2 separate regions of the Mus musculus genome follow, and region 1 is linked to region 2. Evidence: chromatin loops called from intact Hi-C (ENCODE). Cell type or tissue: heart. All regions are shown on one strand. Links, peaks and the distances in the headings refer to the core of each region. The heading gives the core; the rest is flanking DNA.

What was found. Peaks named below come from ENCODE experiments on the same cell type or tissue, not always from the same donor. Only the 100,000 strongest peaks of a DNase experiment are listed, where the experiment ranks them.
Region 1: a loop joins it to region 2, with 5 times the contacts of the local background. A loop is called at or near these places in 1 of 42 quality-filtered maps.

What each region holds. Positions count from the first base shown.
Region 1 is chr15:80,253,529-80,258,894 of GRCm38, reverse strand. It overlaps Atf4 (activating transcription factor 4), which reads right to left and starts at 3,711. Exons shown (of 3, transcript NM_009716.3): 1 at 3,210-3,711; 2 at 2,374-2,688; 3 at 1,350-2,261. The coding sequence starts at 2,596. The coding sequence ends at 1,435. In heart, for the core only: a CTCF peak has its summit at 2,829; DNase peaks (open chromatin) are centred at 1,754, 2,454, 2,904, 3,764 and 3 weaker places; H3K4me3 peaks cover 4,431 bases; H3K27ac peaks cover 4,540 bases.
Region 2 is chr15:80,129,801-80,135,166 of GRCm38, reverse strand. Tab1 (TGF-beta activated kinase 1/MAP3K7 binding protein 1) reads right to left here and starts at 2,021. Exons shown (of 11, transcript NM_025609.3): 1 at 1,979-2,021. The coding sequence starts at 2,011. It overlaps Gm31253 (a long non-coding RNA gene), which reads left to right. Exons shown (of 3, transcript XR_384256.4): 1 at 1-539; 2 at 4,187-4,438. In heart, for the core only: CTCF peaks have their summits at 1,850 and 2,075; DNase peaks (open chromatin) are centred at 506, 1,096, 1,926 and 1,986; H3K4me3 peaks cover 2,393 bases; H3K27ac peaks cover 2,448 bases.

The sequences.
Region 1 (5,366 bases), core at 186-5,185, 120 kb before region 2:
TACTAGAGGTCTTGGGGACTCAGGGCCAGCCACCAGGACTCCAGCCTGGCCTCGAGTGTTCTTGCTTGAGGGGTAGGGAGGGCTTAGTTCAAGGTGCATCTGGAGCTGGTTAGGTTCCCTGTTCTTAAAGGACTAGGCGAGAGGTCCAGCGGTCTGCTCTGCAATTCCCCAAACCTGAGCTGGTCTATTTCTGAACATGTCACTGGGTACTGGTTTGAACATGTACCTGCCACCCACCGTGGCCAAGATCTCCAGCCCATCCCATAGACTGCCTGGGTAGGTGCACTTGGGTCTCATTGCAGAGACTTAACTACTTACAGCCTAGCTTCTGTGCGTAACAAGGGTGAGCCCAAAGGCCTGCTGCAGAAGTGGGAGGCTGCTGTATCATCCTACCCACACCCAGGCCCCACCTTGTTCCCTGCCCCCAACACACTCCTCCTAGAGCAGGTCCTCCACCCAGCCTGCCAGCCATTTTACATCCCATCTTTGTTGTACCTGTCTCCCTTAGCAGGGAAGTTTCACAAAAACTAAGCTGCTCATCTTGTGTTCAGTTTGCATCCGATAGTTCCCAGTACAAGGTGAGCAATCACCAGTGGTAGGGAAACTGAAGGCCGTTCTCTGCCAGCTAATAGGCGCCCAGAACTAACAGCTTCAGTCTGGGCTGGCTAAACGGGAGCAAGCAGTACTTCCAGCCTTTTGTCATACCTGACATTGTCAAGGTTTCTACAGCTTCCTCCACTCTTGGCCAGACTACGGGTGGATTCCATAGTTTTAGGAATCCTAGATTAGCAAACCCAATGGACTACATTCATCCCAACAGCTAACATTCAGGTGAGTCTACTGGCATTGGGAAGGCTGAAAGATCCCTCTTAACCCTGCAGGCTTTAACAGTTTCCAGATTTAAGAGGTAAAGATGCAGGTAGCCCAGGACCCTGGAGCTGGAAGCCTAGGTTCCCTTCCCAGCTTCCTGCCTACATTGCTCATTTTCACCTCTGTAGACAGTACCTGCCACTGTTTACTATCACCCCAGCCCTTCCACCAGGTGGAAACAGTCCAGCCATCTGTGTCAGAGGGAATATGAGCTCTATCCCTTAAGCCTGAGAAAAACCTAATCCTCTGTGTGCTCAAGGCGGGTACCTCATCTAGGTACTTACATGGCAGCTATCTGGCACAAAGCCAGTATGAACAGGTGGAATTCAGGCTGTTCCTTTCATTAACCCAGAGCTCCCTCATCTTCACCGTCTCAAACAGCTCAGCTCAGCCCTGGGATATACCCAGGTAGTTATTGTATCTAACCCAGGAACGTCTGCAGTTAAGTCTATTACAAAGAATGACACTGAAAACCCACATAGGTACTTTCACTACAAAATAATTTATTACAGCAAACACAGCAACACAAGACTATGTACAAGCACAAAGCACCTGACTACCCTATTACGGAACTCTCTTCTTCCCCCTTGCCTTACGGACCTCTTCTATCAGGTCTTTCAGATACTGGATCTCCTTGGCCAGAGAATCTGCCTTCTCTTTCAGAGCCTCATTCTTTTTTTCTAGCTCCTTACACTCGCCAGTGAGGGCCTCCTGCTCAGCCCGCTTCTTCTGGCGGTACCTAGTGGCTGCTGTCTTGTTTTGCTCCATCTTTTTCAGCTTCTTATCCAATTTCTCAGTCTTCACTTTAGCTGTCAAACTAACTCCAGGTGGGTCATAAGGTTTGGGCCGAGGAGACCCACGGGAACCACCTGGAGAAGGCAGATTGTCTGGTGGGGCCCTGGAGGTGGAGGGGCTATGCTGGGGAGAGCCCAGGTAGGACTCTGGGCTCATACAGATGCCACTGTCATTGTCAGAGGGAGTGTCTTCCTCCTTTACACATGGAGGGATTAGAGTAATGTAAGCAGCAGAGTCAGGCTTCCTGTCTCCTTCAGAGATATCAACTTCACTGCCTAGCTCTAAACTAAAGGAATGCTCTGGAGTGGAAGACAGAACCCCTGGGGAACAGGGGAAAGGCTGCAAGAATGTAAAGGGGGCAACCTGGTCGACTTTTATTAAACTTTCTGGGAGATGGCCAATTGGGTTCACTGTCTGAGGGGGCTCCTTATTAGTCTCTTGGACTAGAGGGGCAAAAAGATCACATGTGTCATCCAACGTGGTCAAGAGCTCATCTGGCATGGTTTCCAGGTCATCCATTCGAAACAGAGCATCGAAGTCAAACTCTTTCAGATCCATTTTCTCCAACATCCAATCTGTCCCGGAAAAGGCATCCTCTGGGAAAAGAAATTCAGGTGTGAACGGTTCATGTCATATTCGGGAGGCAGAAAGCCATTAGAACACCAGATCCATATGAAAAGGGCACACCAGGACAGCCGTCCTACTCACCCTTGCCGGTGTCTGAGGCACTGGCCAAGCCATCATCCATAGCCGGCCATTCCGAGGAGCCCGCCTTGTCGCTGGAGAACCCATGAGGTTTCAAGTGCTTGGCCACCTCCAGATAGTCATCTAAGAGACCTAGGCTTTCTTCAGCCCCCAAACCCGACTGGTCGAAGGGGGACATCAAGTCCCCCGCCAACACTTCGCTGTTCAGGAAGCTCATCTCGGTCATGTTGTGGGGCTTTGCTGGATTCGAGGAATGTGCTTAACTCGAAGGTATCTTTGTCCGTTACAGCAACACTGCTGCTGGATTTCGTGAAGAGCCTGGATGGGGACCCAAAAGCAAGTCCAGTCATCTTTCTATCTAAGATGCCGGATGGCCAAATCCCAGAAGCGTCTACAGGGAGAGCACGCGGGCCCAAGGCCATTGTGTAAGCCTCCCCGGCCGCCAGCTCGGGTTGCACAAGATGGAGGCTTAGCTTTGCTTCACCGGCCACCCAGAGGAAGCAGCTTGTCCTCGCGTCCTAATACGGCCAAGGCCGCCGCGCCCCGCCCCCGTGACTCACACCCCCGCCCCACCGCCATCTTGGGCATCGCCACGTTCGCAGGATGACACGGGGACCCCGGTGAGCCCGAGATGATTAAGCTAAGACAGGACGAAGGGGCAGCAGTAGCGCTTTAGACACTCCTCCGCCCAGCTCTGCCCGGGAGCGCCGGCGTCGCAGGCAACGCAAACAAGGCCGACGCGTCCGGCCGCTTGTAAAACCGCGTGTGCCGGCCACCGCGCCCGGGCCGCACCCAACCACAGCGAGGCCCCCGCCCTCCGCGGCCGGCCCCATACTCACGCCATGGCTTAGGCCGGTGGGGGTTGCCGCTGCAGAGCCTGGTGCTGCTGCCGCCGCTGCAAAGGCCAACGCTGCCGCAGGCACTGCTGCCTCTAATACGCCATGGTGGCCGCAAGCCCTGCGGGAGGGGAAGAGGAAAGGGACACCCGAGCACACAACTTAAACCGGCAGACAGCAAGCAGAAATGGCGGCGGCACGCCCTAAACCCGCCCTTTATAGCCTCGGCCAGGGACGCAGCACACCGCGTATCCTCCCACTGTGGTCACGTGATCCTACCGCAGCGCCACCAAACCGCCTCTCACTGACGCCCTCGCCCGCCCCAACCCTTCTCCGCTGTGCTCGGGGGGTAACTGTGGCGTTAGAGATCGTCCTAAAGGCCCCATGAGAGAAAAGTGCACTACTTTATAGGTTGACGACCAGCCGCGGTCTGGTTCCGGAGCGCGGAGGGATCGCTCGTTGACGAATTTCCGGTGTCTTACAAGGCGGGGTGGGACACCTAGCCAAAGCTCTGACGGTCAAAGCCGAAGCTGCCAGGTTATCACGCGAGACGCCGTCGGAGCGCGCGTCGAGCTGATTGGCCCAGGCGTGGCGAGTCACCTAAACCTCAAGTTCCTATTGGCTCTGCACCTGGGCGCTCTAGGATCAGGGGTCTGCGTGGAAAGGGAGGAGCCACCAGAGGTTCCGGGCGCCAGACTGTCACACCTGCCATCTCTTGTCAGATGTGATCCATGTGTATTTGCTCTCTCCGGCATCGCTCCGCACCGAGCAAACAGCTTCCAGGCGTGACCTTTGGGCTGGAAGCCATCTTTTCATGTATTTGTTGTTTCCAGAACCGAGTGGGCAGGCTTCAGGCATGTGGAGAGACCCTTCTGAGTTAGCTGGTCCAAACCTTCAGCTTCCTGTCAGTCCTGGGACAGGGACGGCACTTGGAGGCAGGGCGTTCGTGTTGGGGTCTTCTTGGGAGATATTCCGGTTCCTCCAGTTCAGCGATTTCCCCTGAACCGGGGAAACATGCCTAACCTCAGGTCTAACCTCCTATGCCCATCCTCCCATCATAGAGGCCCTCACTGCCGGTTTGTATAGGGTCAGTTCCCTTAAGATCAGGTTTATTCAGTTGGCTCTCAAGCCTTAACTTCCAGGTATCACCTTCCCAAGAAGTCATCCTGATGAGTGAGCCTGCCGCCTAAGTGATCGGGAGCCCCAGGTACTGGTCAAGGCCTCACCATAAAGGATGCTGTTTTGAGAGTGCTGAGAGGCTCTTTCCAACTCCAGCCTGGAAATCTTAAAAAGAGTTTCCACTTCTGTTTAAGTGACTCACACAAATACCACTCAACTGGCACAGTGCCTGCCACTTACTGCTCAGTGATTATTTGCAAGCCTTGTACAACCCAACCCTAGCGCTCGGGTACCATAGTTCAAGGTCGTCCTTGATTATATGATTGATTGCTATTTATTAATTCGAACCTAACTCTCCAGTCCCTATATCCCTAACTCCATCCTCCTTCCTCAGAGGAGCCTTTATTATTGTTTACTGAGACGGAACCAACCATAAAACACGAGGCCTACATAATGAGATGTTTTTATACCCAAAGAAGTCACAAGTGCATGTGCACACATACAGAAGTTACCTAGTCTTTCCATGCAAAAGCAACAAAAGGGTAACTATGTCCTCTCTTTGCTCTGGAAACCAAAACAGCAGCCACACTGCTACATTAAGTGGACATCCCTTACAAGTTTCTGTCCCCTAAGCATAATGTACCCTGCAAACCATGGTTTTTAACCTATGCTGAGTTCCTAACTCTATGATGTATGCCCACCCCTTGCTTTGCTAAACTCCTGAACCTGTGATACATGACTGCCTTTTGCTATACAAAAACGTGCCTCCCCAGAAACCTTCCACGTGGTGTAAGCTTGCACTTCTTTTTCTGGCCTCCTTTCTAACAGCCAATTATCCTAGCAGCTGTTTTCTATCACATGTATCTACCCTGCAGGCAGCCTGGAGTCCCCCCACTCTTCTGTTAGGGTGCTAACAACCAATTATCCCAACAGCTGTTTTCTATCAACCCTAATGCTTTCCCATAAGAGTCTCCAAACAGCCAGTGAGGGGCTGTTTGGCTGGCCAAAGCTTGCTTAACCAGTCATGGAAATTTTTTCTCA
Region 2 (5,366 bases), core at 97-5,096:
AAGTTCTTACTGTAGGAAAATGGGAGAGCAGAGGCAGAGACATCTAAGAGAGTCCAGAGTCGAACCCTAAGCCATGGGGGAGAGGGAGGGAAGGGAAGGGGAAAGCAAGGGAATGGGGTACAGCAGCCAAAAAGACAAAGGTACAAAAGAGGTGGGTCACCAAAATTGTTCAGTTCTATAGGAAGAGCAGCCCGAGGGATGCTGGGAGAGCCTGACAACCAGGCTCACTTTGATGTGTTGAGACCTCAGCTATTTTTCTGGGTTTGAGACTTAACACCCCTGAATCCCCTGCAGTTCTCTGCGGCCTGTCCAGGGTTCCCTATGGAAGTCCACGCTGACTATGCCTTAGCCACGGTGCTGGGGCTCACGCTCCTCTTCCCCTGCTGCCCTTTCATCTTCCCAAGAGGCCCAGACTAGCAGCTTTCAAGGTCATTTGCAGAACACAGATATTGGAGCTGCTCTCACCAGACACAGGACGAAGGACAGGTCAGCAAGCCCTGCACCCTGCCCGGCTGGGACACCGGGATTCCTCTCAGTAGGTATGTCCTTTCATCCTGAGGATGGAAGGGGCCTTACACAGTTATCTTTTCCTGTTCCTTCCCTAGCATCAAGACACTACGGGTTAAAGCCGGCCCTCCCTCCCCCTTTTTAAAGTCCGCCAGCATACACAGAGAACACATTCTCTGTGTGCTGGGAAAAGCCTACACTCTGCCCTAACTGGTGTTCTTTGGGTCCCATCACAAGGAAGAGACAGAAGATACTTGACCCAGTCGACCTTTCTCTTGTTAGCAAGCCAACTCAGTCGGCATCAGTCACTATTTTTTTCCCAGCCCCTCTTTCTCTCAAGGTCACAATCATATCAGTGTTCCCCAGACGCTTTCTACAATGGGGACATTTATACAAGGGCCTTGCCCTCTGGGACCTTACAAAACAGAGAGCCAGACCTCTTTACTCCCAGGGTTTTACAAAAGGCCCGAGCAGGCACACAATAGTGAAGGGAAAGCCATCTCTCTCTTCCCCCACGTCTCCCTCTGGCTTCAGATCCTCTAGGCCAGGCAAGCTACTTCCCCCCACCCTTGAAAAGCCAAGACCTAGTTCCTGACCAATTTCCTCATTCTGTGACAGACACTGACCAAGCACCTAGCATGCAAGGGTGGTAGGGTGGTGAAGTCAACATGCTAAGAGGCGCTGGTCTTCAAGGAAGCAGACATCCAGAGGCAACTCCTACAGAGTGCCACGGTAAGGAAGGCCAAGGGATCCCCGCCCTGTCCTGGCAGATCCAAACAGTACTCTGAGCTAACATACATACATGTGTAACTGCACATATGTGAGAAAGATGCAGGGACGGGTAGACTACATCAAACCGTGGAGGTCCAGATGACCAGGTCGGGGTGCCTGGAGCCAACCTTCAACGGGACCCGGTGAACTGGGAGGCAGAAGTAAAACCCTACGCCCTCACTTGAGGAGCCTAAACCTTAGGGGTGTTTCTGGAACCAGACTATTTTAATCCTGCCTCTGCCTCTGCCGCTCACCAGCTGCCTGACCTCGGTTTCCTCGTCTGTAAAAACTTTTAGTCGCTAACTATTCTCCGGTGCTGCTGGCGAAGCTTATAAACGCGAGGCGGTCCACACAATGCCAGAGATACAGCACGCCTTACACAAGCGGGGGGCTATTTATTATTAGTCGTGTCCACGCTCCGGATGGCCCGCTCGGCGGCGCCACGTCCCCTTCCGGCTCGAGGACGCTCCCACTCCGCAGGACCCCGGCGCCCTTGACCCCCTAGAGGCCCCAGCCTGCGACGCGCACGCGCAGAACAGGCGCGGCGCCAGCCGGCTGTGGGTCTCGCGCGCTGCAAGCCCCCAAAGGCCTCTGGGGCGAGAGGGCCATGCTCTGCCATCTAAAGACAACAGTTCCTGCACCCGAGGACACACCCGAGCTCCCAACCCTCCCAGCCCGGAGAGCGGGTCGGTTTCCTCACACTCTGGAGCAGGCTCCTCCTCTGCGCCGCCATCTTGGAGGACCCCGCGGCGCGCCAGGCTCTCGGAGTGGCGGGATGAGGGGCTAGAGCGGCTCGGGCTGCCGCGGAGCTTATCCACAGCGCCCCCGGCGGAGCGGAGGAGGCGCAGCAGAGGCGCCTTGAGCAAGCGCGGCTCTTGCCCCCACCCCACCCCCAACCCCATCAGCCTACTTTCTTCGACTTTCTTGTTTCCTGGGGTCTTTATGGGTGTGCTTTCTCCCGGATTTTTTTTTCACCCCGATGGAGATCCTGAGATCCTATTTAAAGCGGCTTAGCGAGGAGGGAGCAAGAGAGAACGAATGATTCAGTTTACAAGAGTAGTGGGTGACTGACTGCCTGATCTTATAATGGAGGCCACCCCAATGCCAAACTAGCTGAAGTTAGATTTGGAGAAGACTGCAATTCCGAGTAGTTGTAAATTCTCAGAAGTTAAATTTATGGACGGTAACATGGGAGTGTAGTGTTAGCTGGCAATGTAATTGCAGGCCACTTGGCGTGACTGGCCAGTGCCCAAAGGAAGAGTCTGTTTGTTCTAGAAGCACGGTGCGGAAGCTCGATTTGGAGAGTCACAACTGTAATCCCAGAGTTTAGGAGACTGAGGCAGGGGGATTATAAATTTGAGTCCTGTAATCCCATCCCTTAAGAAGAGACAGGAGGAGCCGAGCGTGGTGACACACGCCTTTAATCCCAGCACTTGGGAGGCAGAGGCAGGCGGATTTCTGGTCTACAGAGTGAGTTCCAGGACAGCCAGGGCTATACAGAGAAACCCTGTCTTGAAAAAAAAAAACAAAAACAACAACAAGAAGAGACAGGAGGACCAGAAGTTTGATACCAGCATGGACTACTATATGACACCCTGTTTCATTAAATGAATAAATAATCCAGTATCAATTTTTTTAAAAGATTTGTGTATTTATGTATGAGTACACTATAACTGTCTTCACACACCAGATCCCATAGGTCCCATTAGAAACGGTTGTGAGGCACCATGTGGCTGTTGGGATTTGAACTCGGGACTTCTGGAAGAGCAGTCAGTGCTCTTAGCCGATGAGCCATCTCTCCAGCCCCCCAGTATCAAGCATTTTATTAAAGCAACAGGAAATGGCCTAAGACAGTGCTGATGGGCCAGTGTGGTGGCACATGCCTTTAATCCCAGCACTTAGGAGTCAGAGGCAGGCGAATTTCTGAGTTCGGGGCTAGCCTGGTCTACAGAGTGAATTCCAGGACAGCCAGGGCAACACAGAGAAACCCTGTCTCGAGAAAACAACAACAATAAAAAGACAGTGCTGATGGGAAGAAGTGTGTCAAAGATCCCTGCAGATTTTTTTTTGCAGGCTCAGGTAGGTTTATGGAGCAAGAGAAAGGTGTGAGTTCCACGTTAGCATGCTGAGTTTGGTGTGGTTCTGAGATGAGACGTTGTCAAGTCAGTAGGGGGGCTAGAGCTCAGAACACAAGCTGAGCATGCAAAGACATCACAGATGGAGCAGCTGAAGGGGCGGGATGGGGGGAGTGGACAGGGTCCAAGGGAGACGGTGCAAGGACACGAGCAACAGCGGGAGGCCTTTTGGAAAGATTTGATTGGCACATAACTGGATTCTATTTAGAGGCTCTGAGCTGAGGCTCTTCAGGTGGAAGACATATCCCTCATGGGGTGTGTGAGCAGAAGACAGGTTGGGAGGAGACACAGACACCTGAAGAGTAGAGGTTCTACAGAGGAATAGAAGACTGAAAGGGATCACAGGATTGGACGGTTTTTGTTTTCTTTCTTTTTGTTTCGATTTTATTTTGTTTTTTGAGACAGTGTTTCTCTGTGGAGCCCTGGCTGTCTTGGAACTCACTCTGTAGACCAGGCTGGCTTCTAATTGAGAGATCCACCTGCCTCTGCCTATCCAGTGCTGGGATTAAAAGTGTGCACTACTACACTCAGCTTTTCTGTTCGCTAGTTTGTTTTGATCCTGGGTTTTCTTACAGTTTAGCAAATGCTTGCGACATCAAATTGGTTTAAGGTCCCAGCAGAAGGGAATCAGTATGTTGGCAAATGAGGAAACTGAGGTATGCCAGTCTCATGGACCCCATGTGACTAAGTAGGGAGTGGGACTAAGCTTGGGGCTCACTAGCTCCCCTCAACTTTCTCTTCACATCTCTAAAATGGGTCCTCTTTTCCCCCAGGACAAACAGATGTGTCACCCTGGGGTTGTTTTTGATCAGTTCAAGAAGCACTTCTGCTGCAACTGTTGGTCCTGATAATCATCTAAACTGCCTGCGCTGGCTCAGGGCCTTATCACGAGTGTCCAGACGGGCAAGGCAGCCTTCGCTTCCATACATTTTCTGGAACATCCAATGACTGCACCATGACCTCCCTAACCCCAATCGCATACAAAGCAGGAAGACTTGCAGCAAGTCTGGCCCCTGAGAGCTGAGGTGGGTTTGGCAGGAAGGCTTGGCAGCCCCTCAGGTCAGAAGTCTACACCTAGGGCCTCTGTGCTCCTGAACCCGTTGGCCACCCTCAGATTCCAGTCAATCCCTGACCTGATATTTGCTGCTACTGCAGCCAACGCTGCGGGCACCTGTTGCCTTGAGCAGATGATATTGGGACCCTAAAGAACAGTGAGAAAAAAATAAAAATAAAAACTTGCCATCTCCACTCCAATCCTCATCTTCCCCTTGGATTTCCTTTTTTGTTTGTTTGTTTTGTTTTGTTTTGTTTTGTTTTGTTTTGTTTTCGAGACAGGGTTTCTCTGTGTAGCCCTGGCTGTCCTGGAACTCACTTTGTAGACCAGGCTGGCCTCGAACTCAGAAATCTGCCTCCCGAGTGCTGGGATTAAAGGCGTGGGCCACCACGCCCGGCTCACCTTGGATTTCTTCATTTTGTCTAGGACCCCAAGCAGGTATGGTAGCCTTGCTGCCCAGCAAGAGGCAAGTGACACTGGATAGATTATCTTCCCTTTCTATAATCTCTCCATTGCAGGATTCTGCCAGGTGGCTGTGTGGTCTCAGGATTGGCCATTTTATATGTTTATTTATTTTGGCTTTTTGAGACAGGGTTTCTCTGTGCACCCTTGACTATCTTGGAATTCTCTCTGTAGACCAGGCTAGCCTCAAACTCACAGAGATCCACCCACCTCTCCCTGAGATTAAAGGCATGCACCACCACGGCCCAGCTAGTGCTGACCATCTTCATAGAAACATCTATTTTATTACTGGAGGGCTAGCAAACTTGCTTCCAGTACTCTAACCAGCCTCAGGAAGTGGAAACTTAAGGGTTCTTTGGGAAGTCCTTTGAATGGTGTTTTGCTGGGGCAAACGTGTGAAGGAACGTTTAGCTGAAGCAGACACAGGAGAAAGGATG